Regions from separate parts of the Homo sapiens genome. Here region 1 is linked to region 2. Evidence: chromatin loops called from intact Hi-C (ENCODE). Cell type or tissue: dorsolateral prefrontal cortex. All regions are shown on one strand. Each heading gives the region's core, and the rest is flanking DNA. Links, peaks and the distances in the headings are about the cores only. Region 1 has its middle 6.4 kb from the start of DHX40. Region 2 has its middle 1.9 kb from the start of YPEL2.

The links. A loop is a pair of places that touch in the nucleus more often than their neighbours do. Peaks named below come from ENCODE experiments on the same cell type or tissue, not always from the same donor. Only the 100,000 strongest peaks of a DNase experiment are listed, where the experiment ranks them.
Region 1: it touches region 2 in a loop (4-fold over the local background); 41 of 110 quality-filtered maps call a loop at or near these places.

Annotation. Positions count from the first base shown.
Region 1 is chr17:59,557,795-59,560,709 of GRCh38, reverse strand. No RefSeq gene overlaps it. Among named protein-coding and RNA genes, the nearest start is that of DHX40, 6.4 kb to the left of the region's middle. In dorsolateral prefrontal cortex, for the core only: a CTCF peak has its summit at 1,564 (motif pointing right); no DNase peak of the experiment used is centred there.
Region 2 is chr17:59,328,276-59,331,190 of GRCh38, reverse strand. No RefSeq gene overlaps it. Among named protein-coding and RNA genes, the nearest start is that of YPEL2, 1.9 kb to the left of the region's middle. In dorsolateral prefrontal cortex, for the core only: a CTCF peak has its summit at 1,454; a DNase peak (open chromatin) is centred at 1,470; H3K4me3 peaks cover 1,395 bases; H3K27ac peaks cover 2,500 bases.

The DNA of each region.
Region 1 (2,915 bases), core at 168-2,667, 230 kb before region 2:
ACATGTAGACCTTGAAAGAGAGAGAGGGGAACTTCATTCTAGAGAGAATGTAAACATGAAAGAAAACCTCATGCCCTAAACTAAATGGAACTAGACAAAAAATTTGGGAATTTTTCTGAGTCATGTATTGGTGGACTACATGCCACGGTTACATATTTTATTAATAAGCTTATAGTATATTAGCAACTTGGGGGTTTAGAGGAAAATAATTAGATGGTATGGCCATATCACAAAACAAGAGAAATATCTCACGTTCAGTCCAAAAGTAAAAAATAGCAGCCAGGTGCTATGGCTCACACCTGTAATCCCAGCACTTTAGGAGGCCGAGGCGGGCAGATCGCCTGAGGCCAGGAGTTCAAGACAAGCCTGACCGACATGGTAAAACCCCATCTCTACAAAAAAATACAAAAGTTAGCCAGCCGTGGCGGCGCTCGCCGGTGATCCCAGCTTACTCAGGAGGCTGAGGCATGATAATCACTTGAACCCAGGAGGCAGAGGTTGCAGTGAGCTGAGATCATGCCACTGCACTCCAGCCTGGGTGACAGAGTGAGACTGTCTCAAAAAAAAAAAAAAAGTAAAAGATATCATCACACTTTCTTCTCTTTAAATGTCTAGATATTAAGATTTGAGTAGTTATCACAAAGCCAGTCACCAAATAGTCATTAAATCATTCATCAACAATATTGTTTGAGAGCTTAATAGAGATTGAGACACTGCTAGTTGTCAATGAAAATTGTGCTTTTATATGTATGCATATAGTCTTTAATAAATGTGTAGAATTCCCGTTAATTTACTAGTAAAATGGGACCTCTTCCAAGTGAAAGCTCAATGTTTACTCTAGCTTCCTATTTATTCATTCATGTGTTCATTCAGTAAATATTATAATGCACAATTCTTTTTTTTTTTTTTTTTTTTTTTGAGACAAAGTCTCACTTTGTTACCCAGGCTGGAGTGCAATGGCATGATCTCAGCTCACTGCAATCTCCGCCTCCCGGGTTCAAGCAATTCTCCTGCCTCAACCTCCTGAGTAGCTGGGATTACAGGCGCTTGCCACCACACCTGGCTAATTTTTTTATTTTGAGTAGAGACGGGGTTTCACCATGTTGGCCATGCTGGTCTCAAACTCCTGACCTCAGGTGATCCGCCTGCCTCCGCCTCCCAAAGTGCTGGGATTACAGGCATGAGCCACCGCGTCCAGCTAGAATGCACAATTCTTATATGCACCTTTTTTAATAGCCACGCAGAGGCATAAAATATGTGTAGGACATGGTTATTACCTTCAGTGAGATTACAAGTAATCAAGGAAATAAAATATTTAGAGGAGGAAAAACTAGCTAGAGTGATCAGTGAAGGCTTCTAGGAGTTAGTGACATTTGAACTGAGCTTTGAAAGTTGGGAAGATTCCAGTAAATGCTAGGGAAAGATTCTAGATAGAGTGCATTTGACAAAGGCACAATAGAGTGATCAAGATATTATTAATTATGGATTATTGAGAAAGATGCAGTATTAGTGTTCTGACTATAGTCTCTGTAAATCTTTCAGTGACCTGAAGGTGGCAAGCTGGGTTTACTTGAGAAATTTCAGATCAACATTATTTAAAAGAAAAATGAAACAGTACTATTTCTCTGAAAAAAATTTTTCATTGACATTTAACTCATAAAATCAAAAAGTGAAACAGATTGAAACATAAATAAACATTTACTGCATGTCTTTAGTAGGACTTACCTTAAGGCACATAGATTTTGTATTGCAAATTCTTTCCATTTTATTTATATTTATTTATTTATTTATTTATTTATTTTTGAGATGGAGTCTCACTCTGTCACCCAGGCTGGAATGCAGTGGTGAGATCTCGGCTAATTGCAACCTCCACCTCCCAGGTTCAAGCAATTCTTCTGCCTCAGCCTCCCCAGTAGCTGGGACTACAGGCGTACACCAACAGGCCCGGCTAATTTTTGTATTTTTTGTGGAGACAGGGTTTTGTCATGTTGTCCAGGTTGGTCTGGAACTCTTGACCTCAAGTGATCTACCTGCCTCAGCCTCCCAAAGTGCTGGGATTACAGGTGTGAGCCACCACACCTGGCCTTATTTTAATATCTTAATTTTTATTGTCCTTATTGATTTCTCAGTTATGATACAATTTTTTCATAGGAAAAAAAAGGAGCTTACATATTTAAGTATTGTAAGAATTAAAGAAAGAGGAAAGAAACATTAAAAGCGGCTCAACAGTCAAAGACAGGTTTATTTTAGAGAATAAGCCTGAGAGGGGCTTTTGGCCGATTTCAGTCAGGGGCCCTCTCTTACAGACTAAGATTATTTAAGAGTTCAGGGCAAGAGAATTTATCACAGGCTTGTAATATTTCTGTGTCGGGGAGAAGTTTATTGCGGGGTTGGAATGTCTCTGGTTGGAGGGAAGGTTATCTTGGGGCTGACATCTCTCCAGTCGGGGAGGGGTTTATCTTATGGTTGGAAGGTTTCCGGTCAGAGATGTCATTTGCGGTTTATGGTCATGCTGACCTTAGCCATTAGGCTGATGCCTTTTGGATTAGGCAGTTTTTGATCAAGGGGAACTTTAGAATAGCAGTGCTTGTCCAAGATGGCAATGTTCCTGCTCTGTCAAGTATTACCATTAAAATCTGAGGAAAGACCAGCAGCGGTGGTTGGCACCTATAATCCCAGCACCACTTTGGGAGGCTGAGGCAGGTAGATCATCTGAGGTCAGGAGTTCCAAACCAGCCTGACCAATATGGTGAAACCCCGTCTTTACTAAAAAAATGCAAAAATTAGCTGTGCATGTGTCGCGCGCCTGTAATCCCCGCTATTCAGGAGGCTGAAGCATGAGAATCGCTTGAACCCCAGAGGCAGAGGTTGCAAAGCCCCAAGATCTCAGCACTGCACTCCAGCCGGGCGAAAGT
Region 2 (2,915 bases), core at 99-2,598:
GCCCCGGGTAATTGAATTTAAAATGATAGGGGGGAGGGGGGAGGGATAGCATTAGGAGATACACCTAATGCTAAATGACGAGTTAATGGGTGCAGCACACCAACATGGCACATGTATACATATGTAACAAACCTGCACATTGTGCACATGTACCCTAAAACTTAAAGTATAATAATAATAAAATTAAAAGAAAATGATAGTGCTAGTTGCACCCAGCCCACCCATGCCTTGCTCAGAAGCCAGGCATTTCCCCTCTTCTCTCTGCCCTGCTAGTAATTTCGGCGAATTAAAAGTACGAAAGGGGCTTAGTGGAATTGAAGACCGCCCCATTGCTGCTAATTTTCCATGACTTTCAGAGGCAGATGACGGTAATTAGAGTGGGATGGTCCGAGTGACCAGAGGGGAGGAGTCCACGTTCTGGGTCACCGGGGTGGTGCTTTTCAAGGAAGAGCAGGTTAAAAAATAACCTCGTGGCAGTCAGGAAACCAGGGAGGCACCAGGTGGGTGGAGTGGGGCAGTTTCCCAGCAGGAAAACAGGACAGTTTGATAAAGAATGTTGGCACGGACAAGGTGAACAAAGCAGGTCCTGCCTTTCGCTCAAGACACTGGGGTTCCGCAGTTCCTCTGGGAACTCTTCCTCCAAGGAAACTAGTGTTTTACTGTGCAGCCATCAGGATGTGAGGTGCTGCAGGAGGTGCAGCTGACTCTCCGCCTTCCACACACTGGTTTGCACGTACACCCAGAATGCTGGCTCACCTGCATCTCCACCCAGCTGTTTTTAAAATATGCTTGGTCAACCAAATTGTATTCAGTTAATATCTATTGCATGTGAATCCAGTCACCAAGGTTAGTAAAAACAACAAAACACCCCAAATACCTCAGTATTGTGGGGCTGACATATCAGCCTCAGATTTGCAGTTTCAGTGTAAACAAAGGCTATGTCCTGGTTCACAACTGACTAGTTTGGAGAGTCTAAAACGGGGGGGGGGGGGGAATGCTTTCAGATGAGAGGAATCACAAACAAGAACTGTTTAGCATTTAATCCTTAATCTAAGATGTGATGGATTCTTTAGATTAGTAAGAGCTTGCCGTCTCGCCCTGATCTGCTTCTTGAGCAAGTTTCTTTGTCTCTCCAGGCCTAGGTTTCCACAGTTTAAAACAAGGAGGGTTGAAATAGGATGATCTCAAGTCCCTTCCAGCTCTGAAATTCTAAGTAGGGCCAGAAAGTCATGTTTGTTACAACGTTTCCGCAATATTGTGTGAGCGAATATTTGTGTTGCCACATCACCACTTCCTAACAGTAGATGCTGAATTAGTTTAACACCCTAGGATATTGGTATGTTATGTAACAAGACTGGTGGCTACTGTTTCTGTTTAAATAAAAGATAACGTTAGCTAAAGAAGACTAGCCTGATACAGTGGTTTCAGAGGGAGCTCTGAGGACCCCTTCAGGCCTGCTGTGTGTATGCAGGGGACTGGAAGAGGCCCCAGACCTTAGGGTCAGGAGACAATAAAACCAGCCAGCCGGCCAATAACAAAAAAAGTGTTAAGCCTGATCATGCCTCCTCCCAGTCAAAAAGAGCCAAGCATTTTGAGCTGGTAAAGGAGAAGGGAGAGGTGAAACAATGAAGTAAGTGAAACAAAGTAATAGATGCAACTTCTCTGAACCCAGAGGGGGCACTTGAATTGTCCCTCAATACATTTTCTCAGTGCCTACTATGAGCAGAATTCCCTGCTTGACTTGGATGATAGTATTCTGAAGAATCTACTGAGAGGAGAGACGCTGAGGCCAATGGAGAGTTGGTGAAATGAGACAGATGTTTATCCTGGAAAGCAAAAAGAGATGGAGAGAGAGAGAGAAATAAACAGATCTGTTCAGAGTCAGCCAAGGCTTAAACAAACAAACAAACAAAAACCCTTGCTGGTAAAAGTTTGAGAGATTCCTGGCCTCACAGATTATCAGCCTGCCTTTGTCAATGGAACAGTACCTCTGTCTCCTCTGTGTGAAGCCAAATTCATTCATTCCCAGAGCCTTCACGGAATTATTTTCCAGCAACCTCTCACTAATCCCATCTTCCCGCTGTTGCCATATTGGTGCTACTGCTGCTGTGAACAGAGTCACTTTTATGTGTTCACCTTACTTAACCTCTCAACCTTCACATTATTAATTTGAAATAATTAATTACATCTTCCTTCCCCTCACCCGCCATCCCCCAGTTCATCAACAGGTCCTGTCAGTTTCACTTCACAAATATGTATTTGCTGTGAACACATCTGCCTTTGCTGCTGCACCCTGGTTGGAGCCACCAACATCTCTTGCCTAGAATAAGCAGCAGCTTCCCAACTGATCTCCCTGCTTCCAGCCCATTCTCTGTGCAGCAGCCAGATGGTACTTCTAAACAAACTCCTTCTGGTGGCCCACAGGCCCTAGTAACCAGGCCTGCCAACCTCTCTGGTCTTCCACCATCTGTCCTTTGCTCAAACTGCTGCAGTCAAGCTGGCCTTTTTTCTGTTCCTCGTCCTGTTGTAGGGTGTTTGTATTTGCCATCCCCTCCACCTGGAATACCTTGCCCCCAGAAGGCTGCCTCTTCACCATTTGGTTCTGAGGTCAAATGCCAGGTGCAGTGGCTCATGCCTGTAATCCCAGCACTTTGGAAGGCCAGAGCAGGCAGATCACCTGAGGTCAGGTGTTCGAGACCAGCCAACATGGTGAAACACCGTCTCTACTAAAAATACAAAAATTAGCTGGGCATGGTGGCGGGCATCTGAAATCCCAGCTTCTAGGGAGGCTGAGGCAAGAGAATCGTTTCAACAGGAGGCGGAGGTTGCAGTGAGCCAAGATCACACCACTGCACTCCAGCCTGGGAGACAGAGCAAGACTCTGTTTAAAAAAAAAAAAAAAGCCTCCTCCAGAG